Linked DNA regions of Homo sapiens: all the other regions are linked to region 2. The links are chromatin contacts, found by Hi-C or POLR2A ChIA-PET in ENCODE. All regions are on one chromosome and are shown on one strand. The core of a region is the stretch at or near the end of the contact, and the rest is flanking DNA. Distances in the headings are between cores, read along the strand shown.

Region 1 (4,207 bases), core at 680-3,179, 570 kb after region 2:
AGACTAAAAAAGCTATGCCTACATTTTCAAAGAAGACCTAACAATATAATAATAATAATAAAGTAACTCCCATGCAAATACACAAAACAGATAAAAACTAGAACATTAGGTTTTCTAAAGAAGTTTAGCCTTAGTTGTCACCAACTTTAAGAAAGCAAGATACAAGTGACAGCGATGTGCATTCTCAGGCTACAAAATAACTTATTCAGTGCCTCTATCTATAACTACATCTAAGACATTCTAAGTATTGAACTGCACATTCCTGGGATAAATTTTACAGTCGTTGAACTTTCATTTTCTCTCTGGGTGATAATATTTTATCTCAACAGCAAGGAGAAACACCAACACACTTAGGAATCCACACAGAGAGATAACTGTGGAGTGGCTCTCTTGTGCTGGTATAGAATACTTAGGTACTAAACACCCTCTGTGTATAAACAGACACTGTGTTCAAACCCAGGAGGAAGGGACATAGTGTCCACCGGTGTAGTATTTCAAAGCACGCTGCAGAGGGCTCGAAAGTCTAAAAGCATTAATTATGACTTCTCTCCTAGCGTATTAATTTAAGAAACTCCTCAGAGTATATGGCAGAGTTTGCCATCCATCTGCTATGACTTGTGCCTGTGCTGGTGGGCACACAAAGTGAAGTCAGCGGCAACAACCTTTCCGGCAGCTTCTTAACTTTAATCCTGGGGAGACATACTCCACGGAAATACACCCCAGAATCCCAACAGCCGCATACTCTCCCGGCCCCAGAGAGCCTTAAGAATACAATATTACTCTGGCAGCAACACCCCTGTAGTTGTAAAGTGCTGTGCGAGGGGAAGGCATAAGCGCCACCATATACCTGCTCGTGTTACAGGCTCTGGAATCAAAGTATTCTCACATGACACATTACTACCAATAACAGATTCCGGCTCCGTTTAAAAAAAAAAAAAAAAGTTGGGGGGTGGCTACATATTTGTCCTGCTTTTGTCTAAAAACCAGAACCCAAGTACTAACTACTTTTCATTCTTTTCAACCTTTCATGAAAGCAATTCAACCAACTGCGGCTCCACCCAAAGAGCTTCTATACTTACTTTTCTTACAGTTTTTGAGTGACGCACTACAAAACGATGAAAAAAAAAAGAAGAAGAAGAAAAGGAGGAGGCAGCCCTCTCCTACAGGGCGTCTTCCGCCCTGTAAACTTGGCAAAAGGCAAACTGGCCTGAAATACAGCACTCTCCATATAAGGCAGCCCAGCTAAACATGTCATGCGTAATTTATGGGTAGCAAGCAGAGAATTAACCTTTGCGTGCACATATTTGGCCCAGATGAAAACCGGGCGGGATGGCAGCCCCGGGGCCAGGGATGCGGGAGCCGCCGGGAAGACCCGCGCGCCGCTCGACTCAGAGGGACTCACACCTTCCCCCGACAAAGGTCATTAAGTTGTGAGTACACTTGCACGCACCTGTTTCTCTTCTCGCCCCCCTGTTTCTCCCTGGGTCCCGCTGGGCTGCCAAGCCGTGCGCGGGCTGTGCCGTGACAGCGTCCGCAGAGCCCGCGGCAGGGAAGGGCGCAGGAGCGGCTGCGGCTCACCCTCCCGCCTTCCCCCGGGCAGGAGGTGCTGAGGGACGCGAAACCAACTACCGCGAGCGGCCCGCCCCTGCCCGGGAGAACCGCGGCCGGCGAGCACCTCCTCGCACTTCCTCCTTCAGCCACGGGCAGACCCGCCGGAGTCCGAACAATGAAGCGGCGCGGGGAAACTGTGAAAATGGAAACTTACCTCTCACATTTTTTTTTCAGAGGCGGCCCCACTGTCGACCAAGTGCCCAAGGCATTGTGGGAGTCATGATTCCAAGATGCCCGCGACGGAAAATGGAACTTGTCAGCTCCTTGTCATGGGAGCATTGTGGGCGCCACAACTCATTCAGCTGCAGTGAAAAGACTGTTGCATGTCGCTGTGCAGCCTCTTATCGCCGAGGTCTGGCTTCCGCTGCTGCTGCGCGGCCCCTCCCCCGCCCGCCCAGCCCCACCAGGAAGCCCAGGGCGGACTCGTCGAGCTCCTAATGCACGCGGCGGCGAGAAAAACGCTCTTCAACTTTCCGCCGGCGCCCTCCCGCGCTTCCCCGGGCCACAGGGTCGCCTGTCAACCGGACAGAGCCCGCAAGAGCGGGTCATGGGCGGTCGCCCAGCGGCGCCGAGAGCAGGAGGAAGCCGGAGCCCGCGCGGGCGCCGTGGATCCCCTCGGCCTCCCGTTGGTATCTTCCATCTCATGCGTTCAGCATTGTAACCTCGCGGCGGGCGTGCAGACCGGACGCCCTCCCGCTTCTTCTACCGACTGCTAGGCACACCAGTGGGTTCATTTTGAAAGAGGCCCTTGCACCGGGCTTTGCAAGGAAGCCGGCAAGGTTAGATTGAAGGTTAGAAGCCAATTAGACTAGAATCCTGCGATCTGGTGAGACTGCCGCCTTAAAATGCACCAAACAGTTTTTGAACCTGGAGGGCTAACAGGCGGGAAAAACATCTGCAAGACTGCCACCGTGTATTTTTCTCAAGTAACAGGCTATCCACAGTTTTGGAATTCCTTAGTGAAACTGTCACACAGGCACAAACACATGTCAGCTTTCCTTCTAGTTTGTAAATAATATTTGTAATTTACAGGCCACTGTATTCCCAACTTTGCACCATGTGATTTAGAGAAAGCAAAGCTCCCTCTTTAAAAATAATATGTTACTTCTGAAATACCGGGATATTCCACGGCAAGTAAGCCATATTGTCGCCAGAGCAAATAAACCGCAGCCCCATATCATAATTCACTGGGTGCTATAAGATGTAACTTGGCTTTGCTTTGAATGGAAAGAATCCTGAACGTCTGTGATGTGATGAAGTTTTGGAGACTGGGGGCAGGATTTCCTTTGAATGTAAGGAATTCGGATAACTTGTTCAAGGATGATTCTAGTGAAAAACGTTTGTCCCATGTTTGTTGGGACAAAAATGCTGGATATGGTACAACATTCTTCCTGCAGGTTCGGTTTTGTTGAAGAGAGTGAGGCCAGCTCGAGGTGAAGGAAAAACATCAGAAAGGTGCTAAAGTGCAGAAATATCTTCCAGAGGCACTAATAGCCGACTTTAGTTCTTGACCTTTAGCTAGATCCACAAAGCACTGAGTTAAAATTGTACACTGATCCCTTCCAGAACAAATTAATTAATTAAATGGTGCCTCTTCCCAGCGTTAATCGTTTAAAAGGACTCAAGTACCCACACAGTTTAAGCAAACTAAAAGAACACTGACACTTTCTCAGAGAACAGGGATGGGAACTTTCTATCTGCCCATTAGTATCTACCCCAAGCTACGAAGACTTCCATTCCTCTTATTAAGCATTCAGCAACTACATTTAGTGCCTACTATGCCAGTGATGCAAGAATGGATAAGACAGTCCCTACACTCAAGGATAACGCCTCTAGTAGGTGAGAGACAAACCGATTAATTCTGCATAAGGGATAAGTGCTGTATGTGGGAAGCAATCCAATGAGGGCTCTGAGGATGGCAAAGGAAGGGTTCCTGGAGGATTTACATTTAACTGGTGCCTTGAAAGGTGTGTAGAAGTTGGCAAGATCAAAAGGGAGTAGAGTCCAGGTGGAGAAGAGAAAAGAGCAGGGCAGGCTGGATGGCATGGCTCACACCTGTAATCCCAGCACTTTGGGAGGCCATGGAGGGAGGATTGAGGCCAGGAGTTTGAGACCAGCCTGGGTGACATTAAAAGACCCTGTCTCAAAGAAAACGAAAGGAGCAGGGTATATACAAGGGGTCTGCCAGCCTTCTCAGCCTTTCTGTGAGAAGCGAGGGTAGGGTAGTACAGGAGAGTGGCAGGAGATGACACTAAAAGTAGGTCTGTGTTGATCTAACGAGTCTCAACTTTACTGCCAAAACTAATGAACTAGGAAAGTTTAGGCAGCAAGGGCCAGAGATGGAGTCTGGACTTGTATTGCAGAAAGTTCCTGTGACGGCAGCTTGGAGGGTGAATGAGAGTGTGGGATGGAGGGGTGAATGGGTGTGGACAGACTGGAAAAATGACTCATGCAGGGAATGAGGAAGGGAGGAGCCTTGGGAGACTCTCAAATCCCTGGCTTAGCCTACTGAATTGCTTGCTACTTGCCTTTTTATGTCTTCATTTTGCCTCCCATTGTCTGTGATATTAAAGGCCTAACTTCTTAGTAGAGCAAA
Region 2 (4,615 bases), core at 1,189-3,688:
CCCAATATATAATGAGACCTTTTCCAGAAATAACTGGAAAACAATCACTTTTCAGGCTTTTAAATTCATTAGCTTTACTTGTCTATTCAATGCCCTAAAGAAACTCAGTCAACTATCATCTATGCTTATAAGACACTGAAAAAAACACCCCGCTCAGAGATCCATTGATCTGATGCCGGATGAACTGATGAGTTTAGTGTTTTGTTATATACCATGCTAGATATTTCTGAGAATATAGATTTTTTATTCCTACTGTGGATTTTAAAAAAACAATAAAGGCTAGATAAACCACAAACTCAAGTTGCAGGGGGCTAGTTTTCTTAGAGAAATTACTAATATCAAAAACAGCCCCAGTACTCATGTGCACACACACTTTAAACAGAAAAGCCTGCACATTTTAAAGGCAAAAGAGAAAGTAAATGTTTAACTAGGTAGTATTGTTTTATTATACATACTTCTAGTCAGAAGGAAGAGAGACTGTGAAAGCAAACCCAAACAAGCTAAGTGTGGATGTGGGCATTTCTACTTCTATTATTTTTTTAACTCACTATTTTCTTGGTTTGATTTTTTTCTAAACTAGAAAGTTAAAGAGGGGAAAAGTACTTGATTCTGTTAAGCATCCTACCATATTACAACAGAGAGGTGTTTGGAGATTCTTGTGCCTTCACAGGCTTGTATCTCCATTCTGCTTGAACTCAGGTAAAATATTGAGGGTCATGTCTTCACTCTTGGATTGCAAATTTGCCTCACTTCTTCTAGAAGCTTTCCTTGTGGCTCGGGAGAGTCTCCTTCTGAAAGTATCTCCCGCCAAGAAATAGAGAATGGGGTCCACACAACTGTTGAGACTTGCTAGACCTCTTGTCACCTGATACGTGGCATAAACCCTGTCATTGAAAGCACACATTGCTGGGGTCTGAAAATCAAGCCGGGCCCTCAAGTTCATCGTTTTCATCACATGGAAAGGGATGTAAGACACAGCAAAAACAGTCAGTACAATGATTACCAGGTAAATCGATTTTCTCCTCAGAGGAGAGTTGTCCAGATCTTTGTAAATCAAAGCTCTCACAATTAATCCGTAACAGCCCAGAATCAGCACCAAGGGGACACAGAACATGGCCACGGTCGTGCACATGCTGTAGATGAAATAACTTCGCAGGTACTCGTCTGAGGTGGTGTCGTAACAGGTGATGGTTTTGTTTTTGCGGACCCCGGTACCTGAGTAGAAGAGGATGGGGGAGATCGCCACCACCACAATGAGCCACACCAGCACGCTGATACAGATCGCATTCTTCTTTTTGAGCCGGCCCAGGGACTTGAGGGGGTACACCACACCGCTGTACCGGTGGGCACTGATGCATGTCAGAAACAAGATGCTGCCATAGAGGTTCACATGAAAGATGAACCTCTGCAGTTTACACATGGCATCCCCGAAGATCCAGTCTGTTTTATTGAAGTAGTAGAAGATCAGGGCTGGCAGAGTCAGCACGTACAAGAAGTCGGCCAGAGCCAAATTGAACATGTACACGGAGATGCCGCTCCAGGGCTTCATGTGGAAGACGAACATCCAGATGGCCACGCTGTTGCCCAGGAAGCCGATGATGAATACCAAGATGTAGACAGCCGGCAGGTAGTAAAACTGGAAGCCCGTCTTGGTCAAGGCGCATTTGAACGACGAGGAGACGGCGGCAGTGGAGGCGACCGTGCTGTTCCCCCAGGACGAACCCGGACCGGCCAGGAAGGCAGCGTCCGTCCCGTTGGGGACAGCCGGCCACAGCACCTCGGTCATTCTCTCCTCCTCGACTTAGGCGGCGGCTCCGAGGGGTAGGAGGCGGCGAGAGGGCAGCGGCGGCCAGGGGCGCAGCAAGCATCGGAAAAGCCAGCGAGCGGAAGGGAGCAGGCGAACTGGATCCCCGCGGGAGGGGGCGCGCAGGGGCTCGCCCACGCCAGCTCTGGCCCCGCGTTCGCCGCGGGCCATGAAATCCGCCCCGGGCCGCCACCGAACTGGGCTATCGGGCAAGCCAGCAACTTCTCCGTCCGCTGGCAACGCCGAGCTTACACAACAGGGCGCGCAGGGAACCGCCGCGGATAACTTTCCGACTGCGCTTTCCCGAGGGGCCGCGGGTCCGCGCTGCAGAGCGCGCCAGAGGCGCAGCGAGGTCAAGGGAAACTCGCTCTGCAGGGCTCTAGCTTGGGGAGGCTGCTCCCCAGCCTCCTTGGCTCAAAGATCAACTTAATTGGGGGCATCTTCCTCCTCCCTACCTTAGAAACGTGCAGCTCAGTTTCGGGGCGTCTAACCGCTTCCTCCGCCCACCCTGAGCTCAGCTCCTGGCAGCCATCGGAGCGCGCGTGGCCGCAGACTCGTGCGCTTCTGCAGCGCGTCCCGTTCGGCGTCCGCGTAGTTCAGGAACCCCTTCCCCAGGCCCAGCTCTGTCCGGAGTGCCGGGGTTAGGCGGGAGAGCGGAGCTCCCTAGAGGGTGGGCGGAGTTTGGGCACCGGGGCGAGTCCGCACTCCGCGGGGAGGCGAGGGGCGTGCCTCCGCCGAGCTCGCCCAGCAGCCAGCCCGCGTCCTCCAGGGCGCAGTGGGAAGCAGGAGGCGTCTTCTGGGGAGCAGGTCTCCGCCGAGGCCGAGTGTGTTCAGCCTCTGCCGGCACGCTGCTACCGGAGTCGGCGGCGAGGGAGAGGGGTGCGCTCCAAGGTGGCTGCTGGCAGGCGATTGGCCCGCGAGCGCTCCTTCCCTCTTCCGCCAGCTATCTCGGCAAAGTGAAGTTGCTGACACACAGGAAACCCTTCCGACCGCTTAGAGCCTTCTGCCTACAACCCCAGAGCCGACCAGTCCGTAGCAGGAGCCTCTAGGGCCCTCGAGAACCACGCCAGGTGTTTTCAAGCTCCAAGCAGCCAGGAGTCCCTAGCTGGGAACGCCTGTCATTGCAGAGCGTCTAGCTTTGCCGGGACCGGATTTCTGGCACATGCAGGAACCTGCTATTCCAAGAGGGCGCGAGCCTCCAAAGGAATGAGGGTTGGGAGAGGAGTGGAGAACTCTGTTTCGCCCTTCTTACCTTTTTTTTTCTTTTTTTTAAATTCTAGTACTGTTTTTTCTTAATTACCCAAATGCTAATAAACCCACGTCATTAATAACATCAACGTGAGAATTTCCAAAATAGTCTTGTGAAGATATTACTAGTCCATATTGCACATTGCTTCAGCTCAAATTTGTCGTCATAGATACTTAACACCTATCAGACAAGACAAGCTCCCCAAATCCTCCTGTTCAGTACATTTAAAGATCAGAAGCTACAATGAAAAAAAAAAATTCGAAATTTATCCCTTTGAAAGTAATTTGAATGCCAAATGCAATACATTTATATTGATAGACGTAAAAGACGGTTATAATTCCAAAGTGACTAAGGTATGGTTTTGGTAGGGGGTGGCGGGGGGAGGGGGGTATTTCCAATTCTATTTCTTTAAGTTAAAGTGATTAGTTACAATTACCTCTAGTATCTTAAAAATACAGACTTGGGACTTCCTTAATTACTACATTTACTGACAAACTCGTTTTCTTGCCTTGAATGTAAATTTTAAGCAATGCACTTCAAAAATGTATTTGAGCAAGTTTAATTGGAAACTAAATGAAATATTAGCTGTTCAGGAACATATATAAATGGACCCGCACAAGAATGGAATCTAGCACTTCTTGACAAGTTACTAGTTAATGTATTTTTACATGACACATTAACAAAAGCTTTTCTCTTAGAGGAAAAAAAATCCAAAAAGAAAATATCTGTAAAATATATAACATCAAGATTTCTTTCTGGTCCCAGATGCTACATGATAGTGTTCCCTTAAAAAATAAAGGAAAACCACGAGCTCCTGGCTTTGATACCACAAAGGAAAATATCCCCCACAAGATCCAGATGGTTCTTTAGAGGAACACATATAGGAAGGAGCATATCTTAGCACATGGTATGAATACACTGGGTTTTGAATTGTAGTCAATTGAACAGCATAAAAATTAATAATAAAACAAGAGTAAATAATTCAAGTAAACAGTGTGAATGAGGTTGTCTTGAAAAGTCTTACTTTTTGTGTTTCCTTCCAATCTCCTGATTATATGAGTCTATGATTCTGAGCCTTAACATGAAACATTTGTGTATTGTTTGATTAGTATGGTCCTAGGTGGGATGATTGTCTATTAAGAGAGAAAAGGAAGCAAAGAAAACCATTAAGGGTTCCAGGGGTACTCAATAGGTCTTAAGTCCTCACTCCTTTGCATTTTTTATTTGCAACCTAGGCAATATCTGACTTCACTCAGAAGTTTGTTGCAAATGCATTAACTCATAATGTGAGTGTTTTGAAATGTACACTTAGTCCAGATACCATTAAGTACTTGCAGAAAACTGACACCTTACTAGGAATTGGGGGATAGTTGTTTTAAGTGCACCACAGACTTTTTAAAAAATGATGTTAAAAAATAAATTTTGGGCTGGGCGCTGTGGCTCACGCCTGTAATCCCAACACTTTAGGAGGCCGAGGTGGGCAGATCACGAGGTCAGGAGATGGAGACCATCCTGGCTAACACGGTGAAACCCCCTCTGTACTAAAAATACAAAAAATTAGC
Region 3 (4,219 bases), core at 1,499-3,998, 630 kb after region 2:
AGATGGTGTTTCACCATGTTGGCCAGGATGGTTTCCATCTCCTGACCTCATGATCTGCCCGCCTCGACCTCCTAAAGTGTTGGGATTACAGGCGTGAGCCACTGTGGCCGGCTGAAATATAAGGTATTTTCTCAAGCATATTTATTGCCCTCCATCTGTCATCAGGAATGTTTACTTTATGCAAAAATATGGCATTAGTGTGATTTTGACAGGGAATGGTACTCATTTTAAAGATTTGTTGACACAATAGATAATGAGAATCAAGTATTTTTATAAGTTATCTACAAAGCTATCTAATTTTTTAATAGAAGTAGTATTTTACTAAGTAAATTTATACTTCTAGCACTTGATAAATTAACAAATATATGTTTTAAATTTTCTAGGAAGAGCCTATTTACTGTCTACCAGTAAACAGTATCTAAAGGGACTTTGTTGGAGGGATACAACTATCTATATTTCCTCTTTTTTTCTTCTACCCTTCACTCCCTTTTCCCATTTCCTGTATTTTTGTGGCCTCAATTTCCTTTTGGCCAAATTGCTGATCAGTTAATTGGAATCTAACATTTTTTGACTATCTAATGTACAAACATGGTCTTATTTAATGTTCACAATTAGCACCCCAAACTTAAAAAAAAAACAGTCAGTCACTTGTTCAAAGTGACTTAATTGGTAAGAATGGTAGAGAATTTTTATTTTCACTGAAATAATCAGTCTTAAGAAAGTAAAAACCTATTGGACGACCATAATTCTGTACACTATCTCAAGTTGTTTTCAAAGGATCTGGGTAGGGGAAAGATAGGCAAGAGCTAAAATGAGAGCTGTTTTAGGCACAAACTGATTTAAATAAACTTATTCTGCCAATTTAACAGAGAATACAACATACTTGTGACATTTGCCTGGCATGTTTTAGAAACAACAAAGAAAAAAATAGTGTGTTTGAGCAGATGTAGAATATTGAGCATTCAGGGTGCTATGTAAGGACTAGAGAGGCAGTTTGAGGTTGTATGTTAAAGGACTTTTTAGACCAAGTAGAAGAGGCTAAAATGTGTCCCATTTGTATCAGAGAGCCAATGGAAACTTTTAAGATGCGGAGAGTCATGATCTGATTTGTTGAAAATAGAACTGATTATAGATCATCTGAAACTAATTTGGCATTAGTCAATATTTTGTTGAAGGGAAAATTCATCCTCTTATCCATAGAGTCCTTAAACTGTAGACATCTGTGTCTACTCTGCCCTCCTCCAATCACTGTCTATATCTTTGGTACCAAATCCTATCCAGTTTACTCTACATCATCTCTTGCAATTTTATTTTCCATTCTTTCCCTTATCCATGTCCAGATTCACACATCTTCTATTTGCTCATGCCTGGACTTTTGAAGCACATCATGTATTAGGGGGCCAGACACCAGCTTCTCTCCTTTTACCAATATATTCCTCATAGTGTTGGAATTATGGAATCTCTGCAAAGAATAAAGAAACATGCCAAATACTTCCTCTAGTTTCACCTGATAAGAACCATGCAATGCCTACTATTTGGTGTAATTAATTTTTTATTGTTTTGCTTGTGCAAATAACCTTTAGAACTAGAGAACTCCTGAAGCACAAAGTACTCTGTAATAAATGATAATCACCAAATGTTAGGGTAGAGGCTATCTAAGTGAGCATCTCCCCTGAGCCCCTGGGCTCTGAAAAGTTATCAGACAGATAGCCAGGCCGACCCTTGCCTTCACGCAGGGCAGAAAGGCCGAAGCAGCCTGATGGCAAGTGCCCTTATGGCACTTACCATGTCCAAGATAGAAGTTGTAAAATGGTGGCCAATGGGCTGAATTGGCTTAAAGCTATATATTTTTAAATGGCATCATTTAAATAAATATTTATAATTTGAGAGAATTCACATAAAAATTCACATTTATGCCTTCTGTTGAAAATACAGAAGATCTGTCCAAGCAAGATCAGAAATCAGATGGGCCTATGTAGAGGAGGGGCACAATCTTGAAAAGGTGCCACCTTTTACTGTTTCCACATCATATTTGTGACTTCTATTCCTTAACACTCTGGGCCTGGGGGAAGAGGAGGGAGAGAAGATGGGGAGTACCGAGAGTGCCTGGGATTGAATTTCCTGTCATCCCAATGGGAAGATGTCTCAGAGTTAGAATTACACTTTTAAATCGTGATCGTAAAAGAAAATGAAATTTCTTGAACCCACGAGTGTATAGATTTGTATCAGCTAGGTGTAATGTCAATAATTTATTGGTTGAGTTTTAAAACAACCCCTCAGTTTCTTCCTATTTCTTATTTTCTCATCCTTTTAAGAATAGAGAGCATCAGATATATCCATAGACACAGTGAAGAATGAGCAGGTAATAGATAAGGAAATGGGTGGTCTTCAATATAGAAGTTCCAAGCAGCAAATTAAGTTGGGGAATGTTATGGGTAGAAAACCAAGGAAAGAAAAAAATAAGTTTATAGGCAAATTAGATTAACAGACTATTCCTGTTGTGACGAGAAGTTAATAAGAACTGAGAGCAAGAGCTTTTGCCTCTTCAGATATTTAAAGACAACCAGAAAACATCACAGCCTAGGGCTGGAGAGCATATAAAAGATAAGTTTAGAGAAGTCCTCAAACCGATAAAATAACAACTTACTTCCCCAAATATGCTAAGGGTGTTTGTCTGTGGTTAGTCAAACCATTAAAATGGGGAAGGAGGAGGGGTCAGAATTTTCTCTTCTAGGTTCAGAAGAGCCACATTTTGCCGTTCCGACTCTAAAGCAACTACATTTCTCTACAGAGCACAGAACTGTATGTAAATTCATCCATTGTAAATCTAATCTGCAAACATGTATTAGATCAGTATTTGGAGACAGAGAAGCCAACTGGTTCTTAACATTACATTGTATAGCTTCTATTAACATGTATCTCAGGGACTCATTTGGGTGATATTTGCATTGCCTAGGCTGTGGACAAACCACCAGGTAGCCTGAAAAGGACTTACTCTAGGGAAGAAACAGTGTGAAAAATAGTGTGGGGGTATACTTGTTGAAGTGTGAGTGAGGGAGGATAGTGGAGGAAAGGAGAAAGGAGGCATTGGTAGACTCATTTAAGACAAAAAATGGGCATTTCGGTTTCTTAAAAGCCACTTTTTTTTCAATTTAAAACTGTTTTGGGACTAAAGCCTCAGCCATATAAATTATTCTTACCAGGAAAAAAATTCTCTGAAGGAAAAAAAAAGCTAAACATGTATCTTGGCAAGGGGTTTCATATTTGAATTTAAATTTAAAGATAAATTTGTTTTTAAGAAAGCATAAAAAAGCAATTTCAGAAAAAAATCAGAAAAGCTTAGTTTTCTTTTTATTAAAAAAGAAACACAGAGAAATAAATTGATTTAGTTTCTTGTTATGTTCCCTTGGATATGACATAAATTGAAAATTGTAATTAGAAAAGAAATGAAAAATAATTCAATAAAGCTTTCACAATTATTCCTGAAAGAGCCATAAATGCAGTATATAATGACATAATACAGTAGTCAAGATAGTCATTGTTTAAGGTGAACTGAAATGTGCATTATTACATCAACAAAAAGATCCCACAGCTGACACTAATCTTTAGCGTTCTGCCAAAGTGGCATTTTATCCAAACTTTCTGTATTGACCTCACAATTCCACATACATACCTGTAATTCAAAACTTACTCATTTTTTCAAAACATGTGTAATCTGTATATGCAGATATGTGTACTTCAAAGGGTTAAGCTACCCAAGCCATAGTCAATGAATCACTTTTAAAAAGAGCAATAACTCACTGTAAGAATCACGTAATTTCTTACTGTAGGTGTGCTTTAACTAACTTTCACACACTCATGTTTGCTTTAAAGAATTCAGAATTTATGAAATAAATGACACAGTTTTTAAAAATCTTTTGAAGCCAGCAACTGGAAAAATAAGTGAATTATTTCAAAGATATTATTACTATACTTGAAAATATCATTTCAAAAATCCTAGTTCTTATTAGGGAGTAAAAAATGGACTACTGCATTTCAACCTAAAGCTACGTTTTAAAATGCTCCATATCTTTGTATGCAATATATTTTCTAAATGTAAGTAATTAGCTGTCTGTTCTTGAAATAATTTTTGGTTAAACAAAAGTTTCAACTCCTATAAGGCATAGTTAATAGCATGGTAATTACAACATTTTTATAATAACTTACAATCTTCTGAGAT

Evidence for each region. Hi-C counts contacts between places; a loop is a spot of excess contacts on that map. ChIA-PET counts read pairs that join two places held with the same protein, here RNA polymerase II (POLR2A). Pooled maps may share reads with other maps.
Region 1: a pooled map shows a loop between it and region 2 (2.7-fold over the local background). The contact joins the promoter of MBNL1 here to the promoter of P2RY1 in region 2. A Hi-C loop is called at or near these places in 4 of 50 pooled maps. POLR2A ChIA-PET finds 5 or more read pairs at or near these places in 3 of 52 experiments (WTC11 and activated naive CD8-positive, alpha-beta T cell).
Region 3: a loop to region 2 is called in a map of cardiac septum, with 3 times the contacts of the local background. The contact joins the promoter of LINC02917 here to the promoter of P2RY1 in region 2. A Hi-C loop is called at or near these places in 1 of 168 maps with a recorded cell type or tissue (cardiac septum) and 1 of 50 pooled maps.

Annotation. Positions count from the first base shown.
Region 1 is chr3:152,266,651-152,270,857 of GRCh38, reverse strand. MBNL1 (muscleblind like splicing regulator 1) reads right to left here and starts at 1,929. Exons shown (of 10, transcript NM_021038.5): 1 at 1,766-1,929. It overlaps MBNL1-AS1 (MBNL1 antisense RNA 1), which reads left to right and starts at 1,232. Exons shown (of 2, transcript NR_027038.1): 1 at 1,232-1,430; 2 at 1,786-4,207. RefSeq lists silencers at 1,482-1,591, 1,992-2,041, 2,092-2,151 and enhancers at 1,042-1,883, 2,342-2,441, 1,884-2,726.
Region 2 is chr3:152,832,954-152,837,568 of GRCh38, reverse strand. P2RY1 (purinergic receptor P2Y1) reads right to left here and starts at 2,438. Exons shown (of 1, transcript NM_002563.5): 1 at 1-2,438. The coding sequence starts at 1,786. The coding sequence ends at 665. RefSeq lists silencers at 1,475-1,769, 2,482-2,531 and an enhancer at 2,202-2,301.
Region 3 is chr3:152,203,956-152,208,174 of GRCh38, reverse strand. LINC02917 (long intergenic non-protein coding RNA 2917) reads left to right here and starts at 2,748. Exons shown (of 3, transcript NR_186000.1): 1 at 2,748-2,802. LOC101928166 (a long non-coding RNA gene) reads left to right here and starts at 2,746. Exons shown (of 3, transcript NR_136178.1): 1 at 2,746-2,802.